Regions from separate parts of the Mus musculus genome. Here region 1 is linked to region 2. A link is a loop called in an ENCODE intact Hi-C map of the cell type or tissue named here. Cell type or tissue: left cerebral cortex. All regions are shown on one strand.

Region 1 (8,000 bases), 270 kb before region 2:
AAGGGCATGCCTATGTAGGTATATGTTTGTTTTATGTATGCTCATGCATATATGTGTGTCAATATTGTGTATCATTAGTGTGTGCTTTCTTAAGTTTTTATGCACATTATGCACATAAGCTTCTGTCTTCACACACAGGCTTGTATGTGCATATGTGTACATATATATATCTGTGTGTACTTGTGTGAGTGTGTTAATTTGTGTTTGTATGCATGTATTTGCTCTTTGTGCATGTGTGCTCATATATGTTTGCACATATTCATGCATGTTCATTCACAAGCTTGTGAGTGCATCTATGCATTTTTGTCTCAGTGTGTTCATGTGTTCACATGTGAATGTTCACCAATCTGATGGCTGCCCAGCTGACCTCTGCTTTGAGCCCCATATGAACATGCCCACTGCCTTTGGTAACTCTGGCGCTCACAGCTCTCTCCCCCTTGCCACATTTTTCCCTGCTCAGCACGTCAGGTTGCTTTAGTGCCATGACCCTGCAATGCACTCTTCCTTTCATTCCTCATTCAAGTCCAGGTACTCACAAGTTGGGCTGGAACTTGTCCTCTGTGCTCTATAGAATCACCACCATGGAGCTTCCTATGACCAAAGCCAGTGCCCAGGATATAATCCTATCTTCCAACCCAATGAAAATGACAGTAGGTGACTATTTTAATATAACTGTGGGCTTTTTTGAGATCAAGTCTCATGTAACCAAGGTCATTCTTGAACTCCTGATTCTCTTGCCTCTACCTCCCAAGTGCTAGGATTAAGTGTGCACCTCCACTCCTGGCTTCACTGTGGTTTTTTTTTTCAGTTCATTATTGTCTAATAACTTGAAATACACTCAATACTAAAGTGAGGTTGAAGAATATATATATATATATATATATATATATATATATATATATGAATATTTATTTTTATGCATTTGTGAGTGCCCAAGTATATGTATGTGCACCACATGCAAGCCTGGTGTCCACACAAGAAGGCATTTGGTACCTAGAAGAGGAGATTTGGATCCCCTGGTTGTGAGCTGCCCAATGTGGGTGCTGGAAACCACATATGGGCCCTCTGAAAGAACAGCAAATGCTCATAATTGCTGAGCCATCTCTCCAGTCACAAGACAGAGGAATTTATCCTTTCAGCCCAAACCAAGTGCTCTGAAAATGGAGCCCACCTTTAACCATGGCCTACCAGTCTCATGGGCTCCTGCCTGGGGCCTTACAGCTTTTGGTCTAAATAGTGTGGAGCTGTCTGTGGAATCCTTTCTCTGAATTTAACACCTATGCAACACTTGTCCCCTCAGCTGGTGGAGGTTGCACTGCCCTACTGGGCCTTGTAAACTTTTCTGAAATGAGAGAGAGACGAATTGAAAAAGAAAAGTGACTAGCCAAGGAGAGGGACAGGAAGGGAAGGGAGACCTGTTGAAGTGAGCCATGGCCCCCAGACCACCCCCACTCAGAGAAACACACTGAGGGCTTCACCTTTCTGTTTCCACCAGGTCTCCTTGCTGCTTGCCCCTCCTTACTACCAGCACGGGGACCGGATTGAGGCCCTGACTCCTGGCCTTTGGCCAGTGCCCTTGCCCTGTGTCTGCCCAGCTCAGCAGAGATTGCCAGGCTGTGGAGCACATGCCCCAGAATAGTGCTATGATGCTGCTGGGTGACATTCTATCGCTGGGCCACAACACCAAGTGGCGCCTCCCACCCCCAAAAGGAGAAACCTGGGGACATTGGGTGCCCTGGATTGCCAGGCTAGGAGGGTATAGTTGTGTGTGAGAAGCCAGAAGCTTGTCTCTGGGTGCACCTCTTTTGGCCTGTCACTCATACTGGTCTTGGTGCTCTATTTTTGCTACCTGGCTGTTGCTGTATAGGGAAGCCCCAGTTCCCATGACCTGAGCAGAAGGGCCCACTTAGCCCAGGCCCACTTCAGTCCTTTGGGGGTCTATTACTTTCCAGGGCAGCTTGTGTCCCTAGTGGGCATGCATCCATGGACCTGAACTGGAGCCTCCGTCAGGATTTAGCTGCAACTTGCTCTCATCTCTCAGGGATCTATGTAGTACTGGTGGGAAGGCAAGCCAGGTTGGCCCAAGTAGCTGTACCAATATACTGCCTAAGGCCAAAGGCTCCTCCCCTCTGCCCTTTCCTAGTGTTAGCACAGATACTAGTCATAGCCCAGACTACAACAGTGTTTTTGGCATTACTTTTTTTTTTTTTAATTCCATCTAGACAGGCAGACAGAATTCTCTCTGCTGGGGTATTGAAGCTCCCATCGTAAAAGGAGTGGGACCTACGTTGGTATCCCATAGCCAGCAGTTCCTTGACAAATGCTCTACTCTGAGAGGACAGATGACACCTCAGGTGTGGCTTGCTTTTTTGAGTCCAGCTTAAGAGCAATTGAGGCAATGGAAGGACCAAGAAAGGAGAGGAAAGCAGATAGGGCCTAGGCCTTATGTCTGGTCATTTGGGATGTGCTTTTATAGTTCTGGACCTGAGGGTGAGAGGGGCCTTCTTCTACGGGCAAGGGCAACAGTGAAGAGGAAGCACAATGATGTAAACTGGGGATGGAAAGGCAGAGCCTTTGAGGTGGCCTGAGGAGGCCCTTGTTTCACCTCTGCTTTTCTCTTGATGCCCAGTGATGTTTCAAAGAACTGGCACACAGACTCGTATTGCACAGTGTTTCTTTAATTGAGAGACAACTGACCTCATAAGCAGCACTCCCTCTTGCTGGGTGCAACTGACCATCACCTCCTACCACATCAGGGACCCAGGGGTGAGGGAGGGGACCTAGCCATCTTGGGGAGAGAGCAGGGGCCAATGCAAACTGGTTCTGGCGGCTCTGATGGCCTGCTGAGCCTCTCCAGGGGCTAGGAAGCTCCTTGATCCTCGTCTTGATAGCAGAGTATGAACCCTTTCCTGGACAAAATGGACAGGATTCTGGGCCTCCACCTTCCAGCTTCCTCCAGGGTTGGGGGGTCAAGTTCTGGGTAGGGCAATCAGGAAGATAGTTGCCCCATATTTGTTTGTGGAGGGACTGGCTAGAGACCTGTGAAGCAGAAAGCAGCCTGGGGCAGATGATCCGTGTGTGTGTGTGTGTGTGTGTGTGTGTGTGTGTGTGTGTGTGTGTGTGTTGTCAGAGAGAGACAGATACAAAGATAGAGAGATACACAGAGACAGAGAGACAGAAATAGAGACAGACAGAGATATAGGCAAGGAGATACAGAAAGAGACAAAGATGGAGAAATATGACCTAGGTCCAGAGATGGAAGGGGACAGGTCAATAACTCCAGAAGGAAGAAAAGTGTCAGGAAGCATAACAGGGTTGGAGAGAGGGAAAGATCCAGGAGTTAGTACAGCCAGGTTGTAGCTGGGATTGACAGGTAGTGAACTTGTTGAAGAGAGAACACCAGAGGATAAGGGCAGCAAGCAGAGCCCAGGAGAGCTGGAAGTCAGACATGAGCAAGGAAGAGGAGGAACACATGCCTGGATGGAACAATGGCGGTGGCAGTGTGCTCTATCCATCTTTCCTAGCCCCTCTTGCCAAAAACATCTGAGTTTCAGGATGAGCAAGAAGAAAGATTTATAGGGAGTCTCTGAGTGGACATGGTTGATGAATGTTAAATTTCAAAGGTTGAGGGGAATGGGTGAGAGGGCCAGGCCATGTGCATATATGCATGCTTAGGAGTCAGGGGGAAGCTGTGGTGGGGCAGTGAGTTAATATTGGGGAACAAAGGTGTTGCTTCTTCATCTGGCTATGTTCCTCAGAGACTCTCACCAAGGCCACCATGGTGGCAACCACTGCCTCTACTTCTTATAATTTCCAAATTGGATGGCCAGGCGGTCAGTAACGCAGCGGAAGGTGGCAGGCTGCACTTCCCAGTAGGGCACAGGGTTGTTGAAGAGGCTGATGCCATTATAGTAGGCCCTCTTGACTCCGAAGCCCATAGGACAGAAGTCATTGATGCCCACCTTGGTGATGTTGTTGGAGTGCAGATAGACAACCTGGGGGCAGAGGGAATGTATCTGAGGCTTTTGTCCAAGGATCAGTGACCCAGAGCCATCCCAATCTGTCCTAGCCTGGGTAGTTGCTGTAAGTTGTAGGCAAGATGGAGAGTAGAAAGGTCAGGCCTGCCTTCACATCGGACCCCATCAATCACTTCTTAGTGTCATTTCATAGTCACCCTTTGAAGGTGATTCTTCTCAGGGTTGAGAGGAGGGCATACCGGAGTATGTTAGTGGGTGTAAGCTCTGATTAGGGCACAGGTATTTGGCTGGACTCAGGTCAGGATGAAGGGCTCAAGTGCAGTGTATAAACGAGTGGTGAGTTGGGATGGGTGGGGTGGAGGCTGTGTTTGGTAGAATGATGCTGTAAAACAAAGCAAACTTTGATTCTGACATGATATCTGTGTAGGAAAGACAGTGCCGAGCTAGAGAAAGTATCTAAGGAGCTAAAGAGATCTGCAACCCTGTAGGTGCAACAACATTATGAACTAACCAGTACCCCGGAGCTCTTGACTTTAGCTGCATATGTATCAAAAGATGCCCTAGTCGGCCATCACTGGAAAGAGAGGCCCATCACACACACACAAACTTTATATGCCCCAGTACAGGGGAACGCCAGGGTCAAAAAAATGAGAATGGGTGGGTAGGGAAGTGGGGGGGGGGAGGGTATGGGGGACTTTTGGGATAGCATTGGAAATGTCATTGAGGAAAATACGTAATAAATTAAAAAAAAAAAAAAAAAAAAAAAAAAAAAGAAAGACTGTGCCTTAGGTTAGGAGCTCACTGGTGATAGAAAGGTTACTGGCCACTAGAGGGTGCTCTTAGCCTGGTATGGGAAGTGCTGCCCTAGAAGAGGATGAACGTGCTTTCTACCATTATGAATGGATCTGAGCTTAAACAAACAAACAAACAAACAAACAAACAAACAAACAAACAAATAAATAAATAAATAAAAAACAAAACAAAACATAAATAAAATTGAGGTCCAGAGTAAGGTTGGGAAAGACCTAGTTTGCTCATGTGTTTGGAAGCTAAGTCAGGGAAGGAGACTCCCCTTTTCCAACCACAAACACGAAGCAGACACTGTTCCACTGAGGCCTGGATGAGTACATGAGACCCAAAAGTGAATCTAGGTCTTATTCTGCTCTCTACCCTGTGCCCCTTTATAAAGGGAGACAGGAGATCCAGGCAGTTAAGAGGCTGGTGCAGAGAATGGACCTTCTACAACTCCCCATCTAGTCTTGGAGAACCAGCTCTCACCTGGAGGAGCTTGAGATCTGGGAGGCCAGCAGGCACCCGGGACAGCTTGTTGTTGTCCAAGTGAAGTTCCCTCAGGGTAGGCAGAAAACTCAGGCTCCCATTCTCAATCATCCGAATCTGATTGTGACCTAAGCCCAACCTGAAGGTAAATGAATTAGAGGTCGTCAGAGGCTGGGGGAGAGGAGGACTCTGGGATAGAGCACAGGGACCTGGGTGCCACCCTATAACCTGCCCCATTTGCTAATGGATCCCTGCATCCCCCAAGGGCTGCCTCAACCCCACCTGTACAGCTTGGAGTATCGAAGTAGGTCCTCCAACTCAATAGCCTGGATTTTGTTGTGGTCCAGGTGAAGTTCGTTCAGGGTCTCAGGGAGATCTACCCAGAAGAGAACATGCTGGGAGGTAAGTGCAGGGTCTGGGGCAGATAAAAGGCCCATTCTCTGCTCAAGTACACTGTGCAAGGCCCATCAATGCTTTTGGAGGTTGGGTATTGACACTCTCCTACCTTTGGGGATGCCAGTGAGCTTGGCCTCTGAGATGCGCAGGTAATTGAGCTTCAGGCCATCAAAGGCTCCTGGTTCAAAGCCACTGTTCTCCAGGGGATTCCCGCCCATCTCTAGGAGAGAAGTCCTGTGAGCCCTGAAGCCAATCTCCACCAAAGCCTGTTCTTTTCTGGACTGCAGCTCTGCTGATTGCTTGCTCTTCCCACTTCCATAGAAAGCAGGTTGTGAATTTGCACCGCTAACTACAAATTCCAGCTGTTCTGCATGACTAGCTCAAGGCCTCTGCCACTATTCTTGGTCTTTGGGAGTTGGGAAGCAAGAGGAAACTGTGGGGACCCAGAAAGCCATCCAACGTTTGCTGCTGTGGTGGTCCACTGCCCTTCTCCCTTTCTCTCTCAGTCCAGTCGGTGTCCTATACCTTCCTTTTACCCATATTGTTTTTTTTTTTTTCCAGAAACATACTGGTCTTTTTTAGACTATATTTGAGACTCTTTCTTCAACCGAGCCTTTATAGCCACCACAGTCTTTTTCTTCATGTCCCAAAACAAACATCTGGAACATTCTGAGGCACACAGGGCTTTTCCATGACTACATGGACCCAGCTGCCCTGGCTGAAAGAGATATCCTCTACCTGTCTCCTTTATGCCTGATGCTAAGGTACAGACTAGTCTCACCAATGCAGTTCATGTTCCGGAGCCCGCTGAACACGCCCTTGGGCACTTTGCGGATACGGTTGTCATGGATTCGTAGTTCTACCAGGGAGCTGGGCAGGTTGGGAGGAATCTCCACCAGGTGGTTCTTGGAGATGTAGAGTTTTTGCAGCTTCCGCAGAGGGCTAAAGGCCTTCTCATGGATCTTGGAGATCTTATTGTTTACCAAGACCAGGGCCTAAAACGGGGCAGGCAACCAGGGTGAGCACCCCAGCCCCCCACTCCACCTCCCCTCTCCTCTGCCTCCTGAACTTGCTACTGATGGCACTTGGGAAACATCTGAACCTTTAATGGTCTCATGGAGATCAGTATGTGTTGGTGAGTAGAGTGTAGGGCAAGGAGCTGAGGTTAGCTCCAAGCTGCCCTGGTAATGCCATCACTGCCTAGCATACTTTGCTAGACAGTTTCTCTAAGAGCTATGATGGAATACACTTTCTGTGTTGTTCAGATGAGTCAACAAAACGTAAAGATTTCTGTCAAAAAAAAATGGGACCTGACAGATTTCGTCTTGTACCCATACATATAATGCATGGTTTTGGGCGTTCTCATTACAGCCAGCTCTAGACTTATCTCAGGACTCCATCGGTTCCCACCCCTCTTCCCAACCTCATTTGTGAGTACCCTTCTTCCAAGTCATAGGAACATCAAACTCCTCCTGGCTCCTCAGAAAAGGCAGGAGGCAGGAGGAGGCTTACGTAGAGGTGCTGGAGGCCTTTGAAGTCATCCTTGCGAAGCTCAGAAATGTCATTGTTCTGCAGGTCTAGCAGTGTGGTGTCAGGTGAGATCTCCTTGGGCACAGTCTTCAGACCTGGGGGCCAGCATCATCACCAGCATAAGCCTGGCTCATCCAGTCTGTTGTCACAGCTGGTGTAAAGGGGGTGGGTACATACATGCATATGGACACACACAGACACTGGGAGAAATGCAGGGACTCTGAGCACCCTCATACACCTCAGCCTGTGGTGACTCAACCTCCCCACTCCTACAGTTTTAAACCCATCTCACAGGGTAGCAAATGTATTCTTTTTAGTAAGGGCTCCCAGGCAGGGCCTGTGCTTCTCTGTACACTCTTAGCCTAAGTGCTTAGTGACTCACCCAAGTCAGAGCACTGAACAACCCGCAGGTGGCAGTGGCAACCGAAAGGACACATGGCACTGAAGGTAGGTGTGACAGAGTCCAGGTCGGGGACACCTGAAGTGGTGTCTGAACCTGAAGCCTCCTCATCATTCATCATGAGCAGCCCATCATCCAAGGTGAAGTCCCAGAAACCCTTCTGCTCAAAGGGCAAGGCCTGGCTCAGGGCCAGCAGCAAGGTGAGTAGCCACAGGGGACACATGGTCAATGTTCCTGGGAGCAAAAAGTGAGAAGAGCTGTAGGTTAGTTTATCCTCCCAGCAGTAGTAGCTAGGGTTCTCTCTCTCTCTCTCTCTCTCTCTCTCTCTCTCTCTCCCTCTCCCTCCCTCTCCCCCCCCCTCTCTCTCACACACACACACACACACACACACACACACACACACACACACACACACACAC
Region 2 (8,000 bases):
GTGGAAAAGATGTAAAAACCTGTCCTTGGGTCCGAAAAGCTGGAAACCGGAAGTGATAAAAAAGCCTGCTCATCTGAGTTATGTGTTGGGCCTCCACATCTCCCACAACCAGGACTGGAAATACCTAGTATTCTAAATGACCCTTTTGCTATCTGTACAACCAGGGGCTCCCCCCCCCTAGCTCCCACAACCAGGACTGGAGATACCTAATTGTCTAAATGACTGTTATACTACCTGCAGAGGCACAGGCTCACCCATGCTGCCACAACCAGGACTGTATATAAGTAATAGCATAAATGACCTCTAAGCTATCTGTGTGGCTCAGACCATGAGGGATCCTTCCTGAAGCCCTAAAGCTAGCACAGACAGCCTAGCCTCAGAACCCATCTTCTTGGAAGAAATGACATGTGCCCTGGGTGGCATTTTGGTGTAATTATGCTTCCTTGTGCACTGGAGATTGCGGTACACCAGGAAACACTTTTCCTACTTATACCGTGTTGAATGTGCTGGCAACAAGCGCCTGGCCTCTGGTCCACTGAAGTTTGATCCCAACTGACAAAGTGGATCTCAAAAAGGTGAGTTTTTATTCTCACCTCTTTGCTGAGCATTTCCCTGCTTGTGGTGACACCTACAGAGACCACACACACACACACACACACACACACACACACACTCTGCTGTACAAACCAGTCATGCTGCATATCCAGAGGTGAAGTCATAGGCAGTAAGTGAAGGGTGTGTGAGTTGGTGAGTTTTACAGCTCAGAAATGACAGAAAAATAATTACTTGGTCATGAAGGTTGAGTTGCCCTGGTGCTGGGCTGGGTGGGCACTCAGCAGAAAATCGTCCCCATGTAGTGACACTACACCTGTCATAGTACACAGGGTGGACCACAAGAAGTAGGGCTACAGCACCTGCCCTTTTAGAAAATCAAACTCTTGGACTTACTGCCTTGAGAAGGGGCAATCACTATCCTCCTAGTTGTCTTTAGGCAGGATCTTTCACTGAACTCAAGTTCCACATTTTATTTACGGCGGTTGCCCACACAGCTCTCTTGATTCACTTGTCTTCTTTCTCCAATGTTGAGGTTATAGCTATGCACATCTATTCCCTGTTATTTTTTTTTAATGTACTGAGAATTCTCACCCATGTCCTCATGCTTGCACATCAAGATTTCTTTCTCAGAATCAATCTCCCATGCTCATATTTGGTCATTTCCCCCCATCCTTATCTGGTGACACTTGGTATCAGTGGTACTGAGAATCTGTTTCCGAGGGAAATAAGAGTTTGGATCCAAGAAGAATCCTTATTCTCAATAGCATGTTCATATATTCTCTTCAAGATTATCTTTGGAATTAAGGTTTTAGCTTAATGGCAGAGCCTTTGTTTAGCAAGTACTATACCTTGGGTTTGGCCCTCAGCATTGGGAAAAATCTATCTCTAGGAATTCCCTAAGAACCACTGACTGCATTGTTCACTCTCATTTCAGGCAGATAGCAGAAAGGACAGTGTATGGTTAGTTTGAGGTGGGACCTTTAGGATACATTATTCTGAAAGTGTATCCGATGGGAAAGTTGCTCTGCCTAGGTCTTTTGAATTTCCCAGGCTTTTGCCATCATCATCTTGTAACACTTTCAGATACTGACAGCAAGAAAGTCGCCAGCCGACCTTGAACTTGAAGGATATGCCAAAATAAACCTGTTCTTTATAGCTAGCACCACCTTTGTGTGTTTTGTTATTAGCAATAAGAATCAGTAAGGCATTAAATTTATGGAATTCATTGGTTTTGTACATATACCCCATAGGCCAATTACCAGCTGGCCTTATAGAATGGTGTTCTAACTTGGGGTTAAATAGGGTGACAATGTAGTGGGAAAACATTTAGGAAAGTTGGAATGCTACCCTTGCAGGTGTGCTGGGTGCCTTAAACCAAGATTCAATATATGACACCATATTTCTGAAAGCAAAGATGCATTGATCCAGGAACTACAGAGAAAAGTAGAACTGGCTTTGTATCACTTAATACTCAGTCAGAAACATTTCTTTGCTATTTGCCCCAGCAACACTGGGTTACATAGTTTAGTACCTCTAGTTTTCAAGGTCAGAATATTTAAGGGAATACCATTACAGTTTTATGCAATTAGATTTCTCAGAACATGGTCCTGAAAGGCAGAATAGAACTTAGGTATTGGCTGTGAAGACAGATCTCGATTGTACAGGGGTAATTGTGTTGTGGTACACAGTGAGAGCAATCAAAACCCTGGTTTGGAAACAGAGGACCAATTCTAAAAACTTTGACTCATCTCTTGCCAAAAACTTCTGGATAACAGAAATTTGCTGCAACCCAATAAAGGCAGGATCACCAAAAGATCACAGATGCTACTCAGGAGAAAGGTTTTGGTCATTCCATCAGGAAGAACCTGGGCTAGCAGAGTGTACAGAAGATAAAATAAATCTGGAATGTATGACAGAACATGTCAGTTCTGCTTATTAACATAGTCCTCATGTTCAGATACACAGAGTATTTGTATGTAACAACAGTTACATTTTATGTCATCTGGTGCTTTTCCCACTCCCCAGACTGCTGTGCTAGTTTATATAGAAACGAAGCAATAATGTATTAAAAGAGAGATTATGCCCAAATTGTCAAATCCTCACAATTTTCAAGACACAAATATTTCTAATCTTTTCTAAATACTTCTTGGTGATGCCACACCCCACCAGGAACAAAAGAAAAGGAAATCAATACGCCAAAGGAACATCTGTCCTCCTGAGTTTATTGGCACTATACCTAGAACAGCCAGGAAAATGAATCAACATTATCTAGCAACTGACAGATGCATAAAGAAAGATTACTCCGTAGAATCTCCTCCAGCCTTAAGGATGAAGTTTTCTCATTCGAGGCAATAATGGATGGAATTGGAGGGCACTAATTTAAGTAACTTGCTAGGCACACAAAGCCAAATTAACATGGCAGCAATAGAAATGAAAAGAAAAACAAGACAAAAACAGACAAAAAAAACAGAAGCTAGATCACATGTTTCATCACCTGTCCCCAAAGATAAAACAAGTTGGTAAGAAGGTGACTTATCAGACACCCTGTCCAGAGGGAGAGATGGTTTCCTGCAGAACGAGGTGGAGGAGGTGGTTCTGCTCAGCGGTTAGCAGTGGCCACATCTCCACCTGCAGCTTCTTGATGCCTTCAGTGTCCTTTTCTTGGGCAGCCATGACCAGAGACTGCAATAACAGAAACAGCTCCTCAGGAAGCTGGCCGCTGGTATCCTGGCCATGGCCATCGAAAGCCTCCCAGGAGTACTTCTCCAGGGTCTGGGCATGCTCGGGCAGCAGCTTGGCAGGTGGTGGTTGCAGGAGCAGCAGCAGCAGTACACGGGACACCTCACACCTGACTAGGACGTCAGCAAAGGCACCGAGTGTGCCAGGTGAAGGCGCAACAGAGCCTGGGGCGTGGTCCGGGGGCTGCGGGAGGGGCAAGGTCGAGCCCAAGACAGGTCTCGGCTGGGGTCCCGACAGGGGTGGCTGGGGCCCAGAAGGCGGCTGCGGCAGCAGCTCGAGTTGCTGTACCGGGTGGCCCCCATGCTCCCGTGCCAGGCGTTGCATGCGTGTAAATAGCGCCAGGGCGCCTGTGTAGTCGCGCGCCAACAGCTGGCAGGAGGCAGCATCACCAAGCGCTTGCAGTGCGGCCAGTGGCATCAGGGGCAGGTGCAGCTGGGCAGCCCGCTGAAAGTGACCGGCAGCAGCGGCCGGCTGGCCCACTGCGCGAAGGGCAGCAGCTAGTTCCAGGCACAGTGCAGCAGCGGCGGCAGGCTGGCCGAGCTCGAGGTGCAAGCGCACAGCGGCGCCGAGGGCGCTGGCGGCCGCCTGCAGAGGCTCCCCGTAGGCGGCGGGACAGCCCAAGCGTTGGCGCGCGTCGCACTCCTGCCGCAGGAAAAGTCGGGCCGCCTCTGTGAGGGCCAGCGCTTCCCCGGGCCCATGGAAGAGCGCCTGCTGGCAGCGCGCCACAGCCAGCTGGCACCAGGCAGCATAAGGCAGGCACTCCTGGGCGCGCAGCTCCCGGGCTAGCTGGGCGAACTGCTCCCCGGCCTCGGCCACGTTCGGCTTCCTCAAGAAGCGCTTCTTGAGCTTGTTGGACACCTGCCGATAGCGTGCCAAGAAGTCCCCAGCCTCTGAGCCTGGCCAGGCACCGCCGCCCAAGGAGGACGCAGAGCCCGCAGCCATGTTGACCGGCTAGCCGCGCCGCCTTACTTCCGGTTGAGGGAGGGCTGAGGGGGAACAGCTATGACTAACGCTACGCTGCGCCTAGCCCACAATGGGATCACAATTCATCACCTCCGCTTCCGCCTCAGGCGCCCCAGCGCTCTGCTGTAGCCACAGTGATGTGCAAAGTGCTGTTGAAGGAGGGATATGGAGGACTATAAAAGCCAATCAAGGAAGAAGGGCTGGGTGCCTACCCAAACAGTCCCCGTATGGAATTAAATTCTGCGGGGGTGGGGCTTGAGTGACGCAAATGGAGGGGGCGGGTCCAGTGCCAGTCAAATATGCAAAGGATTTCTCTGCTGCCAGGATTAGCATCGTACCCCTCACTTCCTCAACAAACATGAGACCTGACTGAGCAAGCTAGTACAGGTCCTGCCATGGTGGGAGCCTTTGCTAGTTTACAGCTTATTTACAATCATATACACATTGATATACATATCACCTGCAATCATATACACATTGATTTTGAAAGAGTTTTCATGAAGGATTTTTAGCAGGACATGCACTACCAAAGGCACTTTAAATTAGCTATTGTACATGCATGTGTTTCAATTTATACCAAGTATTTAAAAACAAAGAAGGGATTCCTTTTACTTTATTTTGAACTATCTCAATTAGTCCAAATGATTACCTACCAGAACTTGAACAAAAGGGGGGAGTGTACATTATTAAATTTATATATAAAGGATTATATACTTGCACCTAGTAGAGAATTACGTGCCTGAAAATAATTTGTCAAGATGTACAACAGAAGCTAATTTTCATTTCGCAAATTCTCTTGTCTTCTCCTTAGTTTTTCATGGTGTGATACACTTGGATCCTATCCTCCAAATTCTAAAAAAGCAATCCATTGATCCAAAAGTCAAATGAACTCAGCAAATAAAGGATGTGTTAATTTTCTACTCTTATCGTGAACCAAAAAATAGAATTGTGCATAGCAGACCTATCATTTAAAAGCATCAATGGAGGCCTGAGAGAAAGCTTACTGCTTAAGAGCATTTGTTGCTCTTGCAGAGGACCTGAGTTCATTTCCCAGTAAAACACACAGACACATAAAGAAATAATTTTTAAAAACCATCAATGTCTTGATCAATCTCTCTCTGTCTCTCTCTCCCTCCATCCCTCCTGCCCTCCTGCCCTCCCTCCCTCTGAAAAAAGCCAGTATACCAATTTCTCTCTTAAATGACAACCTATCCCATAGAACAGTGATATATCACATATGTACTTTAGGTTTCAAATGAGTGCATTTATGTATATTGCAAGCAAATGTAAAACAATAAACAACATAATACAGCACATAAATAGAAGAGGCAGGCAGCAAAGTATTATCAAACCAGGCACTTACAACCTTTAGCCAAAAAGACTTAAGATAGCTTAATTAGTTAAGAGAACAAAGGGAACATCATTAAATTGGGCACTTAAAACATCCAGTGTAATGACTGGAAAGACCTACTGAGATGGGCTGGAGTTCCAGTCCTGGGCAGAACAACTTCTTCACAGACCACTTTCCAGTTTCTCATTTCCATCAAGCAGTTTTATAGCATGGGGTCAACTATTGTAATAATAATAACCTTTGTCGGAAATGATCCCTCTTCTAGCTGTCTTAAAGATGTGCTCTTTTAAACAGCCTTTGCTGTTTGTTGTTCTCCTCCCTCGCTGTCAAAAAGGCAGGGGTTAACCTGTCTAAATAAAGGGTCTCAGATGACACTTGACATAAACATGCTTAAGTCTGAGATAAGAGGGCCTCTCTTGTTCTCAGTGCGAGATCTCAACAAGCACAAGCATCCCAATGCAATATAACTATATAATTTGTATTACACATATTAGCAATATGAGAATAGGTTGGAGATGTGAGCCAAATGTTTGAAACACAAATATTTCCATCTTCCCTATCCACAATAGATTTTCTAAACATGCTTTCTTTGTGTTGACAAATACCATAAGCACATAGATATTTCTCAATCACACTGTAAAACCTCATTATAAAAATCTTAAGGAATTACTTTTCAAAAAATTTAATCTTGTGGCAATTTTATAAATTCATCCACCAACCCGCAATTCTGTCAACAAAGTTTTGCTGAACAATCTCAAATTGAAAATCATCCTAAAAATACAGGTGACAAATATAGAAAGAAAAATATGTAATAAAAATTCAGAGAGAATGGAAGGCTTACCAAAGCTTTTATACCATTGTATACAAAACAGGTGATAGTTTGGGAACCAGGGAGATGGCTCCTTAGTTAAGAGTGCTTACAAGAGTGCAGGAGACACGAGTTCAGTTCTCAGCACCCACTTCATGTGTTCACAATAACCTGCAACTACAATTCCAGGTTAATGCAAGGCCATTCTCTGTCATGCACATGAATCCAATGCACATACTTACACACAGAGACAGTCAACAAAAATGAATACTAAAATGAATCTAATAAACAGTGTGACCACGATTAAGTCCTTGTATTCCTCAGTACTATTAAAATTCTAATATCATTTCAGATACTGTCATTTAAAAGAAAATTTTCTTTTAACCAGTATTAAAAACACATATATTCATTAGATGATTTGAAAATCACCACGGAGAGACCTGAATATCATGCCAACACAGTATCATTAACCACTCAGCATAATAAAAACACAGGTGAATTTGTACTTTCTGATGAAGTACATTCTATTGTGAACAGAAAGGTGGTAAAGGGGCTGGAGAGATGGCTCAGAGGTTAAGAGCACTGACTGTTCATCCAGAGGTCATGAGTTCAAATCCCAGCAACAACATAGTGGCTCACAACCAACTGTAATTGTGTCTGAAGACAGCTACAGTGTACTTGTATATAATAAATGAATAAATCTTTTAAAAAAAGAAAGATGGAGAAAAACTATATCAAATTTCTAATTATTGCATAAACAGTGGTTTCTGACCTTATGAAATCACACACACCAAACATTTCATAGGCAAAACTGATTTTATTTACCAATTTCCTATAATCCTCAGGGCTTCAAATGAAGTTAGTGCCCAGAAGGCTCAGGTCATCTAGTCATGGTCTGGAAAAGAGGCCACCATACAAGAACCAGACACTGAGTTGCCCCACCAAAGTGCACAAACTCAGCTGACTCATACCCCATGCCTTGGTGCATATGAGAAAGGCAAGATTGCAGGAAAACAGAGCCAATATTATCCCCACTTTATATGGGCCTGTGTTTCCCATTGCCCATCATCTCCCACATTCAGAATGCCCCTGTGTCCTACAGGATGTCTTCACTTCTGGTTTTGACATGTGACGGCAATCCTGCTTTTAGGCACATGCACTGGAAATGATAGGGGTTAGAAGCCTTAAAAACCTGTAGGGTTGTAGTATATTTTGGAGGAACCCAGAAACAATCCAATTGTGCTTCCAGAAAAAAAAAAATGTCGCGACCCCATGACCATGTTACATCTCATGTCACTTACAAGGGCAGAATTGACACTTCCTTCCTGCCGACTCCACAACTTTCATGTTTCCCAGGAAGCACCCTGGCAACTCAACCTTCATGACCTAGTAATTATTTTTCTGTCATTTGTGAGCTGGAAAACTCACGAACTCACATGCCCTTCACCTACTGCCTATGACTACACCTCTGGATATGCAGCATGACTGGTTTGTACAGCAGAGTGTGTGTGTGTGTGTGTGTGTGTGTGTGTGTGTGTGTGTGTGGTCTCTGTAGGTGTCACCACAAGCAGGGAAATGCTCAGC

The links. Peaks named below come from ENCODE experiments on the same cell type or tissue, not always from the same donor. Only the 100,000 strongest peaks of a DNase experiment are listed, where the experiment ranks them.
Region 1: it touches region 2 in a loop (5-fold over the local background); 2 of 42 quality-filtered maps call a loop at or near these places.

Annotation. Positions count from the first base shown.
Region 1 is chrX:73,490,594-73,498,593 of GRCm38, reverse strand. It overlaps Bgn (biglycan), which reads right to left. Exons shown (of 8, transcript NM_007542.5): 2 at 7,564-7,815; 3 at 7,164-7,276; 4 at 6,433-6,646; 5 at 5,761-5,871; 6 at 5,538-5,631; 7 at 5,256-5,394; 8 at 2,658-3,995. The coding sequence starts at 7,804. The coding sequence ends at 3,798. Among named protein-coding and RNA genes, the nearest start is that of Atp2b3, 8.5 kb to the left of the region's middle. In left cerebral cortex, CTCF peaks have their summits at 4,820 (motif pointing right) and 7,595 (motif pointing right); DNase peaks (open chromatin) are centred at 4,812 and 7,434.
Region 2 is chrX:73,224,552-73,232,551 of GRCm38, reverse strand. It overlaps F8a (factor 8-associated gene A), which reads right to left and starts at 4,246. Exons shown (of 1, transcript NM_007978.3): 1 at 1,757-4,246. The coding sequence starts at 4,236. The coding sequence ends at 3,091. In left cerebral cortex, no CTCF peak of the experiment used is centred here; DNase peaks (open chromatin) are centred at 3,310, 3,682, 3,990 and 4,377; H3K4me3 peaks cover 2,921 bases; H3K27ac peaks cover 1,830 bases.